Regions from separate parts of the Mus musculus genome. Here region 2 is linked to region 1. Evidence: chromatin contacts called from ENCODE Hi-C or POLR2A ChIA-PET data. All regions are on one chromosome and are shown on one strand. Each heading gives the region's core, a stretch centred on a gene start or an enhancer-like site at or near the end of the contact. The rest is flanking DNA. Distances are from core to core; before and after follow the strand shown.

Region 1 (5,744 bases), core at 1,588-4,087:
ATAAAAAAAGTGAAAAGAAAAAAGACTGTGTTTCAGCAATAAAAGCAATAGTCCCAAAGTGAAAATAATACCAGGATACATTTATTAATTTATTTTAAATTAAGTATCTTTTACTTAAACACGTTTAACAACAAAACGTTATTGAATTACAAATTTTAAAATGTATGATTTATTATATTCACTTTCTAACTGAGACTATGGAAAGGCAAATCAATGTGTTAAATTGATTTAAAATATGTTTCGAGCTGGGCGTGGTGGCGCACGCCTTTGATCCCAGCACTCGGGAGGCAGCGGCAGGTAGATTTCTGAGTTTGAGGCCAGCCTGGTCCACAAAGTGAGTTCCAGAACAGCCAGGGCTATACAGAGAAACCCTGTCTCAAACAAACAAACAAACAAACAAAAAAAAAAAAAAAAAGAAGAAGAAGAAAAGAAAAACTAAAATATGTTTCGAAGGAGAGTGAATGATGTGTGATAAACATTTGTTTTCATACTTTCTCAGAGTATTTTATTTTGGTCCTAGGATTTTTGAGACTTTGCACTCTGTGTGTTAAGTATAATTGTATCTGACAATAACATTTCGCAATCAACCAAACCAAACCAAACCAAACCAAACCAAACCAAAAACCAAAACCTAAACTCAAACTCCCCAGTTCTGTGTATGATCTTTAGATTTTGAAGATTGCTTTTCCTCTGGGACAGTTTCAGTCCTGCTAGCCTGAGCTCTCCATGTAGTCCCAAACCTCATAGGGATACATCTGCCTCTGTCCAGGAGTGCAAGCAAGATTTAAACAAGTGTATCTCCGTGCTTGATGCTGTAGTAGGATCTCAAGGCTTCACAGTTTCAGGAAAAACTGGCGAGTGGTTTCACAAAACTCAGCTTCCTTTCGCTCCTTGGCAACATCCTGTTGACGTAACGGGACTGTTTTGTGATTATTTGCTTTTCCCCTTTTAAAGCCTTTACTTAATGTATGCATGTGTGTACTGTAGGTAGGCCTGTGGAGATCAGAGTATAACTTCTGGGAGTTCACTTTCACCTTCGGCCATGGGGGTCCTGGGGTTCAAATTCAGGTCTTCAGGCTTGACAGTGTGTGCCTGTAACTGTCGAGTCATTTATCCCACTTTAGTTCATGTTAGTTTTGAGAATCTCAGGTAGTTCAAATCAGCCTTAGTGTCCCTAGGTGGAGAGGATGGCCTTGAACATGTGATCTCCCTAGCGATAATCCCCAGAGTGCTGGGATGGCAGGCATGAGTCATCATTCTCACTTTTATAGGCTACTGAGGATCTAACCCAGCACGCCAGGCCAGCACTCAACCAAACGAGCTACAGCCTGAGACCACTGATTTCTTGTAGATTAAAAGAAACAGTAGAACCTTCCTGGGCAAATGTGAAGTAACTTAAAATGCCAGATCAAGGGGTGGGAGAATTGAAAGGGTTTCCCCCTCCTTGAGAGAATCCAGAGCTATTTCTGCCTTATAGTAATCCTTGTAAAATAGAGAGTTGATTAACGAAGATTGCTCCCAGTTATTGTTCTTGGCGGAGAAGCAGGTGTTTCTCAACCCGTGGGTCACGACCCACTACGGGATCAACCCCCTTAGATCATCAGGAAACAATGATATTTACATTGCGATTCATAAAAGTAGCAAAAAAAAAAAAAAGCTATGAAATAGCATTGAAAATACCTTTATGATGGGAGACGGGTCACCACAACATGGGGAACTGTATTAAGGGTCATAGCATTAAGAAGGTTGAGAACTATTGCTCAAACCTTAAAGCAGCTTTCTTCCCCCTGAATACTTTTTCTTGGAACAAAAGCGTTTGATGTTACATTGCTTTGATGTCATAAGCCAGAATATGGGAAAACTAGGAGTGTTGGTAATTTTCATCCCAAAGAAAAATGACATTTTTCGTCTCCAAAAAAAAAAAAAAAAAAAAAAAAAAAACCACAAAAACAAAACTCCATCCTTTTTCTCCATCGACATTGATAGAGATTCAAATTGCAAAATCGAAGGATGACATATATATTTTTACCTATTGTTAGAACTGAGTAACAGATTCACTTCAAAATCCTGTTACAAATAAACACACTTCTTTGGTGACTGGATATGGCTCCATTTATACAAACAACACACTTTTTCAAGTGGACTGAAAATGTACATTTTATTGAAAATGTAAAAATATTAGTTTCTAAACACGATAAGTTCGGGATAACACCTCTTTCTGGAATTCACATAGCTCACACACATTCCACAGGGGAAATTTGACGGTAGCAAATTTCCTAGGAAGTCTCTCCAGGATGTGCGGTGTCCCATAGTAATTTACTGGCTCAGAGTTTTTTTTTGTTTAAAGCAGTGGTAAGTATTAAAAGTGCAAGTGAAAACACCCTTGGCTTCCAGATGACACCGAGATGAGATGAAAATCAAGATTTCAAGTCAGTGGTAGGGCGGTGTCCCCTGTCTTGTTTCAAAGCACGCCGCGCTATCCCCGGGCAACGTGTAAGCAAGCATCGTCCTCCTGGGAATTACGGGGGTGGGGTGCTGTACCGCACCCACAGACCCTCGGGTGGCCGCGGTCGGCTCCGCGGCGGGGGAAGCCCTCCCGCGCGCAGAAGCGCGGGCGCGCGCAGAGGGATGCGGGGCGCCGAGGCGAGTACCGGCGCCGCTCCCGCCGCCTAGCCCGCCAGGGGGAGCGAGTGCGCTCGGCGGCCGGCTGCGGGGACTGCGGGGCCTGCGCGGGCGGTGGCCGGCGACTGCGCCCCACCGCGGCGCACCCGCGTCCCCACCCCCTCGGCGCCCGCCCGCCCCCGGCGCGGCCCTGCCCGCCCCCTCCGCCCCCTCCCGCGGCGCCATGCGCAGACTCAGTTCCTGGAGAAAGATGGCGACGGCCGAGAAGCAGAAGCACGACGGGCGGGTGAAGATCGGCCACTACATCCTGGGGGACACGCTTGGTGTCGGCACCTTCGGGAAAGTGAAGGGTGAGGACGCCCGGGCCAGCGCGGACCCGGCGAACGGCGAGCGACTGCGCCTTTCGCACTCCGCATCCTCCCCCGCGCCCGCCTTCCGGGTGTCTGGGCTCCGTATCCCCGGTCCGGGCGGCGCTGGGAGCGGAGCCCGAGGCTGCCGCGGGCTGCAGAGCTGTGGGGTCCGCCGCGGTGGGGTGGGGGCGGTCGCCATGGCGACGGCGCGGCGCCGGAGGGGCGGGGATGGCTCTGGGTGCAACTTTCCCAGGCGAGGGAGTTGGGCACTGAGCGCGCGGGGGCGCCCGGCGCGGACGAGGGGGTCTCTTGTGGTCTTCTGATCCCCTGTGTGCCCTTGGCGCAGAGCCAGCCCATCGCGCCCTGGCGGTCCTCGGAGTTGTCGCTGCCTCGCTTTTAGGAGGTTGTGGACTAAAGTGCTTCTTCGGTTTCCTGAATCGAAATGTGTTCTTCCAAAAGCAAGGTAGCTGTGGAGATACCTTTCAGAAATAGTAATGCCCTTGTTAGGACTATTGATCTCCGTCAGGACTTTTGATGCATATGCCTGTGAACTGGCGCGGTGTTTCCTATGCGTGGTTTACAGTTGGATGCAGATGCTGCTTTTAAGTGATTCCGTTTTCGGAAGTTTTGCGGTTTCCGAGAGCTATACCTGGTAGGTAGGGCATATGTTAACTCCAGATGGTATTTATTAGCTTATAGGTATAGTTTCCGTTTATTCTCACAGTATATTTATATTTTAGTAATTCAGTGCACATCATTTGGACTTTTTGTTCGTTTTGGTAGAATCCCCTGTTACCGCCTTAGCAAAAGCACAAGCATTCTGTCTTCAACTAACTACTCTAGCCCACCACCTGTGACAAGGAAAATTCTGATTACAACCTTTGTGAGGTGGACTTTTTTCCCCTTTAAAATATTTAAGCCTGCTATTAAGTATTTAGAGGAAGGAAGTTTGGAGCTGATAAGAAATAATTCATACATTGGTTTTGGAGAAATAATAGACTATGGCCTGCATATATAGTAAGCTCCTTAGTAGATATTTGATTGAAGTGAAAAAGTTTGTCAAATTACACAGCAAGCTAACTGAGCTCCGTTCTCCCAGGAGGGCAGAAAGAGCCCTTCCTTCTCTTGCCCTTTCCCAGTCCTAAACGGAAAGTTGCTGTGTTACCCTCAGGGGAGCAAATGCCTAAACCTACCTAGGAAAATCAGCAAGCCAGACAGTGTGAAGGAGGAGTAGGTGTGGTCTAGGGCCTAGCACTGATCATGGTTCAGCCAGTGTTCGTGAACACTCTCAGGGTTTTGCTTTGTCTCTTTTTATGCATGCATGCATTTATTTATTTCGAGAGAGTGTTACAATGCTGTCCAGGCTGGCTTTGAACTTGTTATTCTTCGTGCTTCAGCTTCCTAAGTAGTTGGCATTAACAGGCAGCTAGCTCTTCCAGTGTTTTGTTTACCTTTAGCTAGGCATCCTTGTTTGCCATTAGAGGTGGTAAGAAGTGCTAATTAAGGCTCTGATGGAAGTGATAAGGCAGACTTGAACTCAGAAGGCTCCTTCCGAAGGCCCTGCTTGGAATGAATGTGGCATCCAGTCCGCCATTCCTTTGACACAGACCAGAGCGGATCAAGCAGACAAGAAAGGAAGAAGGGATTGTTTTCCCGGCCTGGGATTTGACCTGGGAAGTAGCAGTGCCTCGAACCTCCCTCCCAGTGACTCTGCTTTTCCTTAACCTTCACTTCTCCACCCACCCACACAGCCTTCTCTTGAAATCCTATACCATCAGTCATAAGCCTCCTCCAATACAGAGGGCCAGTGTGAGTCAGAGGATCCTAGGCTTCTCGGTTATAATTAAACTTGTCCTTGAACTTGTTAGTTGATGTGGGTCTAAATATTCAGCCAGTTCATTTTAAAACTGTTAAATGGTTGGGATGCTTTTTTTTTTTTGACATTAGTAATAATGTCAAATTAGTAACCACAGGATTTGCTATGATCCTCTCCTTACTAAGGAATGGCTGGACTGCCATATCCCATTTGGTTTATGCATCAGAGTGGGGATAGCATGACTGTCTTAGTTAGGGTTTTACTGCTGTGAACAAACACCATGACCAAGGCAACTCTTATAAGGACAACATTTAACTGGGTTAGCTTACAGGTCCATTGTCATCAAGGTGGGAGCATGGCAGCATCCAGACAGGCATGGTGCAGGAGGAGCTGAGAGTTCAACATCTTCATCTGAAGGCTGCTAACAGAAAACTCACTTCCAGGCAGCTAGGATGAATGTCTGAAGCCCATTCCCACAGTGACACACCTACTCCAACAGGACCACACTTTCTAATAGTGCCACTCCCTGGACCAAGCATATATAAACCATCATAATGACCATAGGAGGAATGTGACCCAGGTTTGGATATGTGTGGGAGGGGGGGGTGTCTTTTTTTTTGTTTTTTTTTTAACCTGGCTACAGTGCATATTTATGTGTGTGCTTGCCTTTGCTGCAGGGATACTATAAAGAATGAGTATTGTTAGGTAGGTGAGAAAGTGGGAGGCAGGAATGCACAGAGAGTGGGCCAAAATAACCACTGTGTCTGGTCATATTGGAAATTAACCCCAGGCTTAGTTTGACAAGAACTCTTTTTTTTTTTTTTAATTACTTTATTTTTATGTGCATTGGTATTTGCCTGCGTGTGTGCCTGTGTAAAGATGTTGGATTCCCCTGGGACCAGAGTCACAGACAGGTGTGAGCTGCCATTTGGGTGCTGGGAATTGTACCTGGGTCC
Region 2 (5,744 bases), core at 2,063-4,562, 42 kb after region 1:
TCCATTAAACTGTCCTGTTCTGAATGAGTAAGCTTCGGGTTGTTGTAAATGCCAATCAATGGTGCCAAATATTTAGAGGCTGTTCACTGACTTGGAAGACATGGCCAAGTCTTTACTAGAGTTGAGGGCATCATGGTTAAGCTACCCTGAGAGACTGGGAAGAGGAACAGAGCCTCAAGCACTGTGTATTCATCCATATGGCCACTGTGAACCATTCATGACAGATGTCACCAGGACAGCAAGATACAGGTCCTGCGCCAACCATCTTATTAGGGATGGATGGAGATAGATATAGACACTAAAGTACAAACATGTAAGGATGGACTGAGTTGTTGGGAATGTGACCACGTGAACCTCCATCCAGACTGAGGAACAGTGCATCCACCAGACTGTCTATTACGATTAATATGAGCGTGAGGTGCCACAGGCCAACTCTGACATGGAAAGACCTTCACAGAGCTGTGAGCACCAAGAGCAGGAAACACTGAAGTTCTTTTATAGGCTGACTACCACAGTAATACATTGGTTATAGTGAATATACCAACTTACTTGACAACATTAATGAATATAATCAAATTATAAATAAAAATTGTATCTGAAGTTACCATTGATCTCAAAGTCTAGACACACTGGGAAGCTGTCAAGATTATTATATAAGGAGTACAGTTTTGTCATTGGAACAGACATTGTCAACTTTTTAAGTGAGAAAATTTGTGTGTGTATGTGTGTTTGCATGTCATAGCACATGTACGGAGCCCAGATGACAACTGTCTTTCCAACGAGTACGCTCTGCAGACATAACTCATGTCACAAGGCTGAGCAGCAAGCATCCTTACTTGCTGAGCCATTTCACAAGCCCCTTGCTTTATTCATTTCAAGAAAAGGTCAAAGACCTAAATATGAATATAATCAGTTTGTCAGCGGTTAAAAAAAAAAAACAAAAAACAGTTGTGTTCCACAAGATAGTGGAACTTTATAATAGCCTTAAAGAACTGGGTTTATTGGGTCTGGAGAGATGGCACTGACTGCTCTTCCGGAGGCCCTGAGTTCAATTCCCAGCAACCACTTGGTAGCATACAGCCATTTGTAAAGGGATCTGATGCTCTTTTCTGGTGTGTCTGAAGACAGCTACAGTGTACTCACAGAGAGAGAGAGAGAGAGAGAGAGAGAGAAAATAATTGATTTGATTCTTATGTATGTGCAGCCACTTGCAGAGGCCAGAACGTGGGGTTGGAAACTCCCAGAGCTGTAATTACACAGAGGCTGTGAGCTGCCAGATGCTGGTGTTGGGAACTGAACTTTGGTCCTCTGGAAGAGCAGGAGCCAGTGCACTTAACTTCTGGACTCTCTGTCCAGCCCTCATGGTGGAATCTTCACTCGCTTTTGAGAGGCATCACACTTCCGTAGCAGTAAAAGCACTTGGTATCATAGAAATATGAATGCCATCGTTTAGAAATGCCCTTGACGAAGCAGTGATACTTGGCTTATTAAAGTGAGTCTGGAAATTGGGACTCTTGCTAGGTGACATAGCTAGGTCTCATCTCAGGAGAAACTTGTGTTCCAGAGTTTCACTGTAACGGCGTGACAGAGGACTCTATCACTACCATTAGAGTTTGCATCATTACCTCAAATCCACGTAGCTGCTCTATCACTGTGGCGTTTTAACAGCCAGCACCAATGTTTACTTTTGTGAAAAATGGCAATATGTACGAGTTCTGGGTACGGAAGGGCCTTTGACACTTGGTATCTGTGGGTGTCAGAAGAGGGCAGCAGTTCCCCTGTAACTGGAGTCACAGATGTTTTGAGTCTCTCTGTTGAGTGTTGGACCTGAACCCAGGTCCTCTACAAGAGCAGTAAGCCATCGCTGGGGCCAGCATCAGTGATTTTAATGCCAGCGTTGGGTAAGAGTGTCCCTTCAGGGACTATTTGACATTTTGGAGAGAAAGAAGTTAGTAGTCCTTTTGGTAATGTATGTGTGTGTGGGGGGGGTGGGGATGGGGATGGGGGTGGGAGGTGGGGAGGGGAGTATTACTAATGGTATCTCAGAATCCTACCATGTTTCTGTTTGGTTTCAGACCCAGGAACAAACAACTTAGGTGTATATTTTACATACCAAAGCAGACCTGGCCTCCTGGTTCTCCCAGCATCCCTCAGTCCCTAGTATAACTGGCCCCCAATCCTGAATTTTCAGCACAGGGCCTGGACTCCCTTCCCCCAGAGGATCTTTGCTATATAATCCATTTTGTTTTCTCCCTCCCCATCTCCCCTGCCCCCTTGTCTTAGCCTGAGGGCTCTCTTTCTCTTCCTCTTCTCTCCCTTTTCTGGCCTCCTTCCTTGGGGCCAGTGAACTCACCTGCCCGAGAGCAGCTTCTTAATAAACCTGCAGTTGTATATATTTTAATCTGGCTTGAATTGGCTCATTTTACCAGTGGAGAAATAACTTATCAGTTTACCTCAACAAATAACTAGCCAGTAAGACATGCGGTGGCGCGTTGAAAAAGCGTGGTCTCCATAAATCGATCTTGGCTTTGTGTAGCACAGCTATGTGGATAAACTTAAGGAGTTTTCAATTCCCTCAGTGTGCCCCATTGTTAACATCAGCCTGCTAATTTACTTGTAAGAAGTGACAGGTGCTACTTTCAGGCTCTGCTGTGGATTCTCACAGGAAGCTTGCAGTTCAGCCCAATCCTCCCTGATCGGCTCTTACTTAAGGTTTCTGTTGCTGGGATAAAACACCATGACCAAAGTCATCTCGGGGCGGAAAGGGGTTATATCAGCGTCTAGTTTCACATTATAGAAGGAAATCAAGGTAGAAACTCAAGCAGGGCAGTAATTGGTCCTTTTTAAGGCTTGTTCAGTTAGCTTCCCCTTGGGCCAGACCACCTGCCAAGGGTGTGGCACTGCCTGTAATGGGTTGGGTCCTCCCACATCAATCATTCATCAAGACAATGCCCGCATAGATTTCCCTACAGGCATTTTCTCAGTTAAGATTCCCTGTTTTATAGCTAAGTATATGTTTGTGTCAAGTTGACACAAACAAGCCAGCACCCTTTGCACTTATTTCAGCTCAGTCTCCGCCCCCCCCCCCCCCCCCCCCCTTCTGCATCTCACAGACCCTTCAGCGGCTAGGCCGGTCAGACTAGGCGGTAAGCCATTTATTTACCTGAGGACTGTGTGTATTGCAAAGCACAACCTCAAACACGGGAGTCCATTCCCGGCTGCAGTTAGAGGGCGCTTCGTCTGGTGTCTTTATTACAAATCCCATAGTCCCTAGGGCGCCGCAGTGACTTCTGGGATTAGTGGTCCTGCAGAAGGGCGCTGGCGGGTAAGAAAGTCTTCTTTTCTTCTGTCCGCCTTGCTGGACTTTAGAACGTCCCAGGATGATTTCATGCTTTTTTTTTAAAATAAAGAATCGGGAAGCACAGGCAGGCAAGGCAGATTAGAATCCCGGCAGAATAGTTTCCGTTTCCGGTGCCAAAGGGCACGTGGAATGTAAACACGGCACCACAGAGTGTTTTCAGGTAACTGGCTGCGGGTAGGCGGTAGACAGGGCTGAGGGTTGCTGCGTGCGGGAGGGAGGGCCGAGGGTGGCCCGGTGAGGTCCACAGAGCCCTGGGGCGTGCCTCCGACCTGGGCACGGGGCGCGGGGCGCGGTGGCAGGGTTCTGGGTGCCGGCCCGGCCGCCCGAGGAGCTGCTATGGCCGGAGCTCATTTTTATTGCAGCCGAGGCAGGGGCCAGTTTTGAATCCTGTGTTCTCCTCGGGTAGCATTTTAAGGGAATCCGTTTCTCTCGTTCTTCACCTGCGGATTCATCTCTCCTGTTCGGAGGGTGGTTGTTGTGATTCTCTACCTCCGGCCGGTGTTTTTCCATCTTGGGTGGCCGCATCCTCTCACGCAGTCAGTTCAGGAGGACGTTTTTAACTCTGTGGCAAGCACCCAGCTTATTTATGGCCCGGTAAAGGGTCAAGTCGAGCGGTTGCGGTGGAGAGCATCGTACATGTTTAGAATCTTAATGCCACTCATCGTTCTGTAGAGCACGTAGACTTTTAACTCCAGATGAGAGTTAGCACGAAACCTTTACAGTTGTGATTTACCCACTTGATCTGTTATCGGGTTGGAAAGAAGCTTGGTGCCTTATCCATCCAGGTACAGATCAAGCAAAGCTCCTTCTGTACGCGGTTTTTAGTGAGTACTAATTACAAGCACAGCCTAGAGGCACAAGAAGCTCATAGCGTAAGATGAAAACAGTTTAGTTGAGATGTAAGTGGCGTGTTATACAACTCCTCCTAATAGAGTCTATGACTCAGTAACCGTTATTGCTGTTCACAAAATCGTGCCATTATACCAATTGATGTTAGGACATTTTAATCACCGAGAAGGGGAGTCCCGAATCATTAATTGACTATTGTCTGTATTTTCTCCCCAGTAGCATTTCAGATCCCGGATCAGATCAGAGCATTACATTTTCCTTGGGGAAGATGTTCACACATGCCAGGAGTCTTCCCTCTTTTAAGCCTGGCCAGCTTCTATTCTCTAAAGCTCACTTTCATGCAGACACTAGTGTGCGTTTGTCTGACAGGTCATTGGATCACGCTTGATAGCACTTACCGGTATTGTAATTGAGTTCAGTCTCCTTGTCCACAGGCAGTTTGGGAGAAAATATAAACTTGGTATTATAAACTGGTAACACATTCCTGCTTTTTCACTTTAGTAGGCCCTTGATACCGCTTGCTGTTTCTTCATTATTAAGTCGTTTCTAATCTCCACAAGGACTTGTTAGATTTTTTTTTTCATCTTTCTCAGATGCATACATTTATTTATTTTTTTCCTTTATATTGAGTAGATGGCTATAACCTACTTTTCCTACTAATGTGAAATTTGGGAACATGAAATCCCTAGTTTTGTTTGGACTCTGCTCAGAAACTTTAGAAATGTGGAGGACAAGGACACAAGCTTCAGAGGGCAGCCGTGTGAGGCAGAGAGCTACCCTCTGAGACTTAACCCTTCCTTATGTGCCCTCAGCACTTAGCGCCCCCCCCCCCCCCCCTTAGCTTGGGAGGTGGGGATCTCAGTGGTTTGTTGACTTTCGTTTTCTCATTGTTCTCAGCTCATCCTTTCACCATGACTGGCAGATGTTTCCAGTGATTTAAAATGAACTTGCCTTCAGTAAGCAAAACAGGTTTTCTGTTTTTAATAGATCTGCTACACTGTCTGATGCCTCACGTTAGTCATGTAGAATGCAAGTCCCACATTCTCACTGCCTTTAGGGACATAAGTACAAGAGAGCTGCCACCTCTTCTTTCCTCTTCTTCCTCCTCCTCTTGTATCCTAGTATCCTTTGAAGGCATTCTGAGCATCCATTTTCCTAGACTGTCTTCACTCTATGCCTCTGGATTTGTGATCCATAGTAGCCATACTTTCATTTTACCTCCTTGTTTTCCCCTGGGATGATGGAGATATATATATATATATATATATATATATATATATATATATATATATACACCCCACACACATATATGTATAAATACATCCATATATACGTATACACACATATAAATGTATATATATGTTTACACACACACATACACACATATGTATATGTATATAGTAATTTTTCAGACAGAGGAAATACATTTCCTCGTGTTACGATGAGGCCAAGGAGGAAGCTTCCATAGCCCTCATTCTGTAGCACAATTTATACTCTATTTTGTACCCAGGATTTCCCAAAACTCACTGCTCTC

The links. A loop is a pair of places that touch in the nucleus more often than their neighbours do. ChIA-PET counts read pairs that join two places held with the same protein, here RNA polymerase II (POLR2A).
Region 2: a map of heart shows a loop between it and region 1 (5-fold over the local background). The contact joins the promoter of Ttc33 here to the promoter of Prkaa1 in region 1. A Hi-C loop is called at or near these places in 10 of 37 maps with a recorded cell type or tissue (T-helper 17 cell, T-helper 2 cell, adrenal gland and 3 more). POLR2A ChIA-PET finds 5 or more read pairs at or near these places in 3 of 5 experiments (Patski and embryonic stem cell).

Annotation. Positions count from the first base shown.
Region 1 is chr15:5,141,024-5,146,767 of GRCm38, forward strand. It overlaps Prkaa1 (protein kinase, AMP-activated, alpha 1 catalytic subunit), which reads left to right and starts at 2,838. Exons shown (of 9, transcript NM_001013367.3): 1 at 2,838-2,972. The coding sequence starts at 2,846.
Region 2 is chr15:5,182,248-5,187,991 of GRCm38, forward strand. Ttc33 (tetratricopeptide repeat domain 33) reads left to right here and starts at 3,313. Exons shown (of 5, transcript NM_026213.3): 1 at 3,313-3,521.